Linked DNA regions of Homo sapiens: region 2 is linked to region 1. A link is a loop called in an ENCODE intact Hi-C map of the cell type or tissue named here. Cell type or tissue: heart left ventricle. All regions are shown on one strand. Each heading gives the region's core, and the rest is flanking DNA. Links, peaks and the distances in the headings are about the cores only.

What was found. Hi-C counts contacts between places; a loop is a spot of excess contacts. Peaks named below come from ENCODE experiments on the same cell type or tissue, not always from the same donor. Only the 100,000 strongest peaks of a DNase experiment are listed, where the experiment ranks them.
Region 2: it touches region 1 in a loop (3-fold over the local background); 24 of 110 quality-filtered maps call a loop at or near these places.

What each region holds. Positions count from the first base shown.
Region 1 is chr13:48,398,746-48,404,142 of GRCh38, forward strand. The region is part of intron 17 of RB1 (RB transcriptional corepressor 1); the gene reads left to right. It also overlaps a transcript of LPAR6 not described here. Among named protein-coding and RNA genes, the nearest start is that of LPAR6, 12 kb to the right of the region's middle. In heart left ventricle, for the core only: a CTCF peak has its summit at 2,364; no DNase peak of the experiment used is centred there; H3K4me3 peaks cover 1,942 bases; H3K27ac peaks cover 4,509 bases.
Region 2 is chr13:48,524,838-48,530,234 of GRCh38, forward strand. The region is part of intron 1 of RCBTB2 (RCC1 and BTB domain containing protein 2); the gene reads right to left. It overlaps LOC124903174 (a long non-coding RNA gene), which reads left to right and starts at 2,867. Exons shown (of 2, transcript XR_007063795.1): 1 at 2,867-5,397. In heart left ventricle, for the core only: no CTCF peak of the experiment used is centred there; no DNase peak of the experiment used is centred there; H3K4me3 peaks cover 1,489 bases; H3K27ac peaks cover 2,009 bases.

The DNA.
Region 1 (5,397 bases), core at 269-5,268:
TCTATAATATATAGTCAGGCATATGGGACAGTATAAAGGGAGCAATACAAATAGTAAGTTAATTTTATTCTAAGTGAAAGCATAATATGTATGTGTATTTTTTATCCTGAGTAACAAGGGAAGTGTTTTGCCTAGGAGCTAATAAGTAACAAGAAAGGGAAAAGTAACATTTGTTGACTAGCTCCTTTGTGCAGTGCACTGTGACTATTGGTCTGGCTTATTCCTCAGGAAGAAGGATTAAAAGAAGACTTTACAAAAATGAGCAAACTATATTATAAAAGTAAATGCTAGTATGCATATATGTTTCATTCATGCAACTCCTAGAAATGAGAATTTACTATAAGTGTTTTCAGAATCCACAATAATTTAGGTTGAAATTAGGTATTTGGATCAACTTTCAAGGGAAGGGGTGACAATGAGGTGAAATAGACATCTAGATTGTTTTCGTAGACTGAAACATTGGACCTGAGGTTTTTGTTGTTGTTTTACTCTTTCTCTGTTTTTAGTAAAAGATTCCAGGTATGCCTAAAGTCATCTTCTATACGAATGCAAAAATGTAACGACAAAGAAGGGAAAATAAAAGAAGGCAATATCTTAGGAATAAATATTTTATAGTGACATTATTTTTCTGCTAGTGAACTAATAATCTACAAAAATTTTAAGATAGATAAGCAGAAAGAATACAAACAAAAAAAGATAGTAATTTAACTCATATGAATAATCATCCACTGAAATGTAGCAAGGATATGCTACATATGAAATGTAATTAGATGATTGCTTAAAGATCTAGGAATATAAGCTCAATGTAATAAAATAACTTTCTTCATCATTGTTAAGGATTAATAAGGCATTAAATGGGTTTTCATGTGGGTCCTCATATGTTAAAAAGGACAACAATAAGAAAATCTAAAGAAACTGAGATAACTTATAAATCAATGCAGGTATTCTGTGTTAAATGCTTATGTAAGCCTGAGTTCTTCATCCAGATCTGTTTATGATTTTAAACATAAAATCATTTTCATTTCTAAACCTTTGCTCAAGTAACTTGTAGTACCTGAGTCCTATGTCTGATCCCTAAGTCTATTCTTTTCTCTATGTATCTATACCCTTCTTTAATTTTAAAACACTCTGACATATGAAAAAATGCCAGAGTTTACTGTAGAGAAATATTCATAACTTGTCTATTCATGTCACTCCTCCCCACCACACCATCCATATTATACACATTACCCATTCTCTTTGTTCATTAATTGGCAAAAGGGACTAAGAAATTCAAGGATGTCCAAAAATAAAAAACAAACAAAAATCTAACAACTCAGGAATGTCCTGTAGGTAGCTCATAGAAACTTAGTTTAGGAAGTAGTGCTCATCACTTGCTTACTTCTTTGGAAGTTTGTCTGATAATTATACAGACCAGCATCAAAATAACTCTCATTTATGTGTGTGACATTTCAGTGTAGAAGTAATAATAGGTAATGTTTTTGCATATGTCCTATTATAGGTACTGTTAAAAGTGCTTCAGTGTATTAACTCATAACTTCTCACAACTCTATGAAATAGATTCTGTCATCACTGTTTCACAGATGGAGAAACTTTCCTGTGTCCACAAAACTGGTTGGTGACAGAGCCAGAATTTTAACTCAGGCTATCTGGTTCCAGAGACTATACTTTTAGCCTCTATGTTGCCTTTTAGTGTATATTAGTTTACTGTTTGGTATGTGCATTGTCATGATTCGTTTATTTGCTCATGTTTTATCTGTGTTTGTATTTTTGTGTTTGTGAGTGTTACTATGCTATGGCAAAAAGGGCCTAGACTTTGAATTAGCGGATCTTACTTAATATTCACAGAAGCCTGGAAGTGTAAACACTGCTATCCCTATTTTATAGATAAAGAGACCTGAGGTCCAGAGATGTCATGTAACTTGCTTTGGTGTGGTTCTGAACAAATTATGTCTCTGTATCTCAGGTTTCCTTGTATGTAAAATAGGGATAACTTTCAGTTGTTGTGAGGAATAAATGAGCATTTATGAGAATAGTAATTAGAAACATAACAATTAATTGTTAGTACCCTTCATTCCTTTTCCTCTGCTATACAGTGATTTCATAAGAACAGAGAACCGAGGATTCAGTTACACAGTATTAACCTGTTTATCTTGGCTTACTATAAGTACAGAGAATTTTTCTCTTCTCTTGAGGCACCCCTCCTCCCCCATCACCTTCTCAAAATGGAAAAAGTTCAGGGGGAAAAGGCATCATGGGACTCCAGCATTGTTAAGTATGGGCAGTGTTCACTGTTATATTACAGTTGGAATTTGTTATGTTGCTTTAGTTATGAATCATGTCAGTAATTACCCTGAGGGTGGTGTTAGTTCACTATTCAAGTACAAACAAGAAGGGAAGTAGCAATGGTAGAAGAATAGCTAGGACATACTCTCTGTACCTAACCTGTGGGATGGAAGCACATATACTCTTATTCAGAGAATTTTATAAAGAGTCATGATGTTAGATAATTACTTGAATTTAGTTTTAGAATTTTCAGTTTGTAAACTTACAGTCAAATCTTAACTGGAATTGTGAGGAAGGGCTCTAGAATTCTGGATATGCAAGAAACAAAGAAGAGAAATAGGAGAAATCGATCCTAATTAGTGTGGCTTCTGAATTTCTGCAGCAAAATAAAAGGCTGTTATTAATTATTGAGTTTACTAAAATTTTAGAACTACTCTAAGGCAATTATGCTTCAATCATCTAAGCTTACTTACCTTTAATTATAAAATAGAACAACTTTTTGGCATTTCATTTTTCCAACTATTTATAGCATGTTTTAAAAACTCTGAACTGTCACGACCCAGTCTGTTTCAACATACACATTTGTGGTCCTTGGTGTTGTTACTAATTTACTTAATTGGGTCTTCATATTTTCAGCTTTTCTCAGAAATGGCCAAATATCAAAGGTATTTTTGGTGTCTTCCTGTAAGTGCTAGATTTAGAACATGATAAGGAAACGTAGAATAGGAAACAGCTGGATTTGTTTCTTAGCCTTTTCAAAAAAGCCTTTTCTTACTTTGCTAAGTTTCAGTGGTTCTTATCTCCACTAAATATAACAACAAATTTATCTTTAAGATTTTGATTATATTCCTTAAGAATTCTTCAAAGACTAACATAAATCTGTCTTGCTATCTTTTAAGTCTGGTCATTTTATCATTATGCCCTTTTCTTATTTTAAGATAATTTAATTGTCTAAAAGTTTTTAAATTTACATATTAAGTAATGATAGTTTTTATATTAGGTTTTATCATTTAGTTTTTTTCTTTTAAACATTAAGATGAAAAAGGTGGAGAAGTGAAATTACTTGTCTTTTACATGAGTCATAAACAAAAATGAACATAGGATACACTAATCCAATACTGAACTTACTATCTGTTCTTGAAAATATAATTTTTTTGCATTATCTTTTTCATAGGAATATCAGACACCTTTAATAGTGTACACTTTTAGATTGGCATCTGATTTAGTTGAACCCACATATTTTAACGGGGTCTTCTGAAAATAAACGTTTGCACATTTCAGTTCCAATGAAGAACAAATGGCCTGGGGAAGGGATGGAGAGTGGTAAAGAAATCCCTTGTAGAAAACCTTTTTTTTTTTTTAAACAGATGAGTCTCACTCTGTTTTCCCAGGCTGGAGTGCAATGACACAATCATAGCTCACTGAAGCCTTGAACTCTTGGGCTCAAGTGATCCTCCCACCTCAGCCTCCTTAGTAGATGTGACTACAGGTGTGAGCCAACACACCCAGCTAATTTTTTTTATTCTTTGTAGAGACGGGGTCTTGCTGTTGCCCAGGCTGGTCTCAAACTCCTAGACTCAAGTGATCCTATTGCTTTGGCTTCCCAAAGTGCTGGGATTAGTCATGAGCTGCCACTCTTGGCCTACAGAAACTATTTATATGTGTCCTTTGCTTTATTTTTCTTTAAATGCAGGTCCATTTTTTCCCCTCGTTTTAGGTAGCTAAGATTATATTGAATCATGTGTGTTTCAGTCTTTGTCATCTCAGGAAGTCTTATGAGACCACAACATAAAGTATAGTAATTTTTGTCCAATAATTTTGGCCATTAGCAAAAATTACCTATATGACATATAAATCAAATGGTATAATTTTTTAGTGCTAAGTCTTAAGTAGTATTCATTTTTATTTAAATAAATTGCTTCTGTTCGTAAAGTACTATATATAAAACCTTTTTACCTTTTTTATATATAAAACCTATGATTCATAGGTTTTATGTCCTATTAAAATATGAGCTAACAATAATTGGTAAAATTAGTTGGAAAATTATCAGTTTTAAAAGAAAATTAAATTGAAGGTTATGTTGTTAGTAATTTAAAGATCTCCTGTGTTTTGATGTAAAAACACTATTTTTTAGCAGCAGTCAAAGGGCTTAAGTAGTATGACTTTTTGTGTAACTTGGATTGTGCAATTGCTTTTAAAAATGAAACTATTTCTCATTTATAATGAGATAATGGAACTCAGTGTATCGGAAGAGCAGACTGAACACACACTTCTACCTCCTTTCTCCCCGCAAACCCTACAGAAGTGACAAAAAAGACACATATCACAGGGGAGTGAAACCCAGCAGTACTCAGACTGTGAAGCAGAAAAACTGTGGAGGGAAGTGGAGGAGTTGATTCATTTTTTTAGTATAAAAAATAAATGATGAGTGTATTGTGGATACAATAAAGTAGAGAAAACCACAGCACACAACACCCCCAGGAAAGGGGACTGGTGGAAGTGGGAGTCTTAGAGAGCCCCCAAGCTCAAAGTAGCAGATACAGAGAGTGGGGCAATAATCAGGAAGGTTTTCTAAAGTGCTGTTTGGCAATGGTCCTCAAACTTGAGCATGCATCAAAATTACCAGGAGGGCTTGTTAAAACACATATTACAGATTGCTGGGCCCAGTCACAAAGTTTCCAGTGTAGGGTCCAAGAATTTGTATTTCTGATATGTTTCCAGGTGATACTGATGCTGCTGGTCTGGGTACTACACTTTGTGAGCAACATTTTAAGAACATGAAACACCTGGACCAGTCCCCCATCTAAGGCCATGCCAGCCTATGAGAATAAAAAAAATGCACCTCTGTAGTCCCAGCTACTTGGGAGGCTGAGGAGGGAGGATTGCTTGAGCCTGGGAAGTTGAGGCTGCAGGGAGCCGTGACTGCACTACTGCATTCCAGTCTGGGTGACAGAATGAGACACTGTCTCAAAGAAAAACGAAAAAAAAGCACCTTCCTCTTTACTAATGGATTATAAAAAGATGCCGTCCGGACACAGCAACCCTAAGCTTGGTATGCAGAGTTTAGGCTGAAGCCCCATGCTGTTGTGCAGTGCATAAACTGTACAGATA
Region 2 (5,397 bases), core at 277-5,276, 130 kb after region 1:
CCATTCTTTATCTGAGAAAAATACAGCTTAAAAATTGTATCTGTGCTATCTACTATTAAAAAGTCAGCAGCAGAGATGCTCTATTATAAAAATACTAAAGTTATAAAATGTAACTTTAGAATATCATACTTTATAAGCTTCAGGAGAGGGTTTCAACAATTTGGACACTGAAACACATGAAAAAATGCACACTAAGGAGAATTTAATCTATAGTATTTCCATATGGAAAATAAAAGAGAATCCATGTGGAAATGTAAAAAAAAGCAAAACTTTCAAACTTTTAGAAGTATAGAAATATATTTATGACCTCAGAGCAGTTAAAGATTTCATACATAAGACAGGAAAGCATAAAACACAAAGAAAAGAGCAGTAAACTTGAACAAAAGGAAAAATATGCCACAGAATGGGGGAAGATATTTGTAACATGCATAATGGACAGCTTGGAAAGGATCCATACACAAAATATATAAAGAATGCCTGCAAATCAGTAAGAATAAAACAAACGACACAATTCAAAAGTGAGCAAAGGATTCATGATATATATATATATATATATATATATATATATATATATATATATATTCAGTTATATATGTATATATAACTGAAATTTCACAAAATAATTCTTACTCCTCCTACATGAGATGCTTGATATCTTTTCCATTTTTCTACTTTATGCTATTTTATTCTACCCTACTCTATCCTATTTTATCTTGTTCAATTTCATTTTAAAAGAAAATGCTGATCTCAGCCCACTAATTTCCAGATCACTAACAAGTCCTGCAATTTTAGCAACACTGCCCTAGATAAACTCTAGAGCATACACACAAATATTCCCAATAGCAAAAAGCAAGAAAGAACAAATTGATCAACAAAACCAATAAACTGTGGCATATGCATACTATATAGCTATTAAAATAAATTATCTAGAATCAAAACAGGTATATCTACAAAACAATGTTCACCAAAATCACTAAGTCACAAAATGATACATATGGTATCATTTGATAACATTTGATATTTGATAACATTTTAAAACATGCAGAAGACAGTACTATTTTAATGTGTTATGGATACCAACATATGCATGGCTAGACTTTGATGGGAATTTTTTCGTGGGGAAGTTTTGGTGGAGGGAATACCAAAGATAAAAGGTCCCATGTAACTCTGTCAATGAATTGGTATGCTACAGCTTTTCCATCTGACAAGATGGTTTTCAAGATTTTAAGCTTAAATTAATCATCTCAGGATGGAGAGATTAAGGTTACCCAATGTTAAAGAAAATAAACTCTTAAAATGAGAATGCTATCATTCTAATTTTGCCTTTACCAAGGACATGGAAATTCAATAAACGTTTGGTAATGAAAACTCATAAACTATAATTTCTTTAGCCATCTGTAAAATAAAATTGAATCAATACCCTAGGAAGGCCAGGCATGGTGGCTCACACCTGTAATCCCAGCACTTTGAGGATCGCTTGAGGCCCCCAAAAGTTTGAGACTAGCCTGGGCAACATAGGAAGACACCGTCTCTACAGAAAACTTAAAAATTAGCTACACGTGGTAGTACACGCCTGTAGTCCCAGCTACTTGGGAGGCTAAGATAGGTGGATCGCTTGAACCCAGGATGTGGAGGCTGCGGTGAACCATGATCACACCACTGCACTCAGCCCGGGTGACAAAGATCTTATCTCAAAAAATAAAAAATAAATAATTTTTTTAATGAGCTATGATCGCACCACTGCACATTAGCCTAAGCAACAGAGCAAGACTCTGTCTCTAAGAAAATAAAAATAGCCTGGGCGCGGTGGCTCATGCCTGTAATCTCAACATTTTGGGAGGCAGAGATGGGAGGATTAATTGAGGTCAGAAGTTTGGAGACCAGCCTGGCCAACATGGTGAAACCCCATCCCTACTAAAAATACAAAAATTAGCCAGGCGTAAGAGTGTGTACCTGTAGTCCCAGCTACTTGGGAGGCTGAGGCAAGAGAATCACTTGAACTTGGGAGGCAGAGGTTACAGTGATCCAAGATCACACCACTGCACTCCAGCCTGGGTGACAGAGTGAGACTCCATCTCAAAAAATAATAATAATAAATAGATTTTTTTTAAATAGGAGGATTAAATAACATATCCAATGAGTAGCATTTATACTATTGTACCTGTAAGAAAAATCCAAAATAGTTAAAAAAATGTTTAATATCAGTGTATTAAAATGGCAAAAATGTGCTTTCTACTTATGGTCTAAATCTGCTTACAAATGTCCCCCCTTTTCTGCATAGGAGGGCAATGTTTCTTGTAGAGCCAAGGCAGAAGCTGGCAACAGTATTGGGAAGATTTTCTTCATAGTGACAGTGTTACAGCATAAGATCATCTCATATCATCTTACTATAGGATGACAGTAATATTATCTTACTATCTTACTATGTGTTACTTTATTAGTTTTTCCCTTATATGTTTGTTTTGGGATATATGACTTGGCTCATATATATATATATATGATATATATATATATGATATATATTTATATATGATATATATATATGATATATATTTATATTAAAAGGTGCTTTGTTCTTTGCAAAACAGTCTCCTATGTTATTTCCTCATTTTATTAAAATGTAACCTAAAACTGTTTTTACAGAATCTTATTATACTAATGTTTGCCTTGCAATATAAATAGAAAATGGAATGATAAGTAACCTCTCCACGCAGAAGTTCCTGCCACTGATCTCTGTCTTTAAAGGTTCCAAATGGGACACTCGGTGGCCAGTAGTTCAAGTCTGTACAAAAGTAATGTTTCAAAGCCAAATATATATCAAGTAAGGTAATCTGTCACATGACATTTCCTATTTCAGCTGTTTTCCTAATTGTACGGTTCACTAATTTATTTTTAAAGTATCCCTGTTTGGGGCAGATAACTCCTTATTTCTATATATTCTATGTTGAGAGTTTTCTCTACACTTTTAAAAACTACACAGTTGAAGACTACTGAACAAGGGGACACTCTTTTGATAATGTGATAAACACATTCATTCTTAATCCTCACATAAAGTCAAATAATTCATTTGCCTGTACAAAAGATATAACAGGCAGTCTGTACATATTATTTGTGGCAAAGTAATCAGTATTAATCAGTGTATCTGCTACACAATGTGTTATATTACTCGGTAATACCTCTGACCTAAAAAATGAGTTAAGCTGATTATGGGACATAGGTTCATTTGCCTAATTCATTCAACAAATATTAATTCAGTGCCTGCAGTAGGCACTGAATTGAAAGCAAATACATGAGAGCAAACAGAATAACGTAGAGCAAAACAATATCCAGCTCTCTTAGGGACTTCTGTCCACATTACCCCAACCCAATGGTAGGTTTTAAATGCTGACATTTTGCAGTTAATCAGGGGCTTCTAAATGCTAATAATTCTTCTTTAGAAGTGATTACAGAAGAAGGGGTGAAAAAAAATAGCAATTCCTGCAGAGAAGTCCCAGTATTACATATTTTAAAATTCAACTTAATGAGATCAACTCTAAAGCTATGCTTGAGAAACACACTGATATTTTTAGAATTCTCTCAATATAGAACTCTATGCTTAAAATTATCCCATCTGGGTGGGTAACACATTTGATGATGCTTTTATAATCAAAAGAAACAGGAAATTAAATAATATCGATATCTTTTAGGGTACCAGCATGCAGTTTACAGCATCGGTGTGTTAATGAGCTGCAGACCACATAAATTTCAATAGGATAATGATGGTTCCCAAATATATCCTTAGGTGAGTCATTAGATAGTATCTTTAATAGCTTTTTAAGGGTCATCTTCAAGTTATAAATAATATAAATACGTATACAATAAAACATGATCCCAGTTTTCACTTGCAAAAAGGGATAGTGTTAGCTGTAATATTAGCTCCACTTAAATGAGATGTCTAAAATCAATGACAAGTAACAGTAAAATACCTACATGGCTAATTAAAATGGAACAATTATAAACAGGACGGACAAAACTAAAACACTAAAAGCATAACTAAAACTAGCACACAACCTCAAAGGAAATGGTATTGTCATATGTTCATGAAAAACAGAAAACTGTTGTGTAGAATACAGAAACCCTGTTGCTATTTTAATTATTTGTTTTTTTAAAAAGTTTTCCAAATTTCAACAAGAGTGATGAGTCAGATCTTCAGTACAAAGCAAAGCGGTATTTAATTGAAAAGATTACTGAGCTTGACAACTTCAGTCTTTTCAGCCACACACGGCAAAAGTGTCATTTTCAAATATGAAAAATAACCAACATAAATGATAAAAATATTTTTAAGTTGTTATATGCACTAATGTGAGTTGAGATTTGAGATCTCATTTGTAAATCCATTTTAAATCTCGGTCCTTATAGATTTAATCCAATTTTTCAAAAAAAAATCTTAACACGCCTGCTACAGAGATCCTAATTGTTAAAGATCTTTGACCCACAGCATATATATTCCTTCAACATGGCAGGCCCTCTTGGCCTTGGCTCATTTCCACTTGAGATTGGTTTTGTTCAGTATTATATACATACATACACGCAGCATAATACAGGACATATTATAATGCAGTCAAAATTTATGTTTTATTCACATACTATCTCCTACTGGTACTTGTTAGCTCAAAACATCTTCCATAGGGAGATATACATAAGAGATATTAGCTCAGGCCAATTAGCAAGGCTGAAGACGTAAAAGAAACCCACTCTAATGTCAAATTAATGCTGAAAAATTATTATGGTTTAAGTTTCCTGGAAACTTTCACGTTGTTAGAATGTGATCACCATGTGAACTAGATACATGTTCCTTCCAGACAATGAAAGCTGGAAGTATCATCTCAGCCTTCCATTGATGGACATTATCAATATCCCTTACCAGGAGGCAAGCCATCCACTCCTTTGAAGTAAAATCTCCAAGTAGAACTCTCTTTTAGTCTTTAACAAGAGTCCTTAATGTCACTCTGTAACCCCAATAATTCCTGGTCTCCAATCTACCTTTTCCTGGACAATTTTAATCTGTAGCAATATTTATTTATTTATTTATGAGATGGGGTCTTACACTATTGCCCAGACTGGAGTGCAATGGTGTGATCATGACTCACTGCAGCCTCAACCTTCCCGGCTCCAGTGATCCTCACACTACAGCCTCCCAAGTATCTGAAACTACAGGTGTGTGCCACCATGCCTGGCTCATTTTTTTTTTGTTCGTTTTTCTGTAGAGACAGAGTTTTGCCATGTTGTCCCGGCTGGTCTCTAACTCCTGGGCTCAAGAACATTTGACTGCCTTGGTCTCCCCCAAAGCGCTGGGATTACAGGTGAGCCACCGCGCCCGGCCTGATTTGTAGTAATTTAAATCCAAGTAAACCTCAA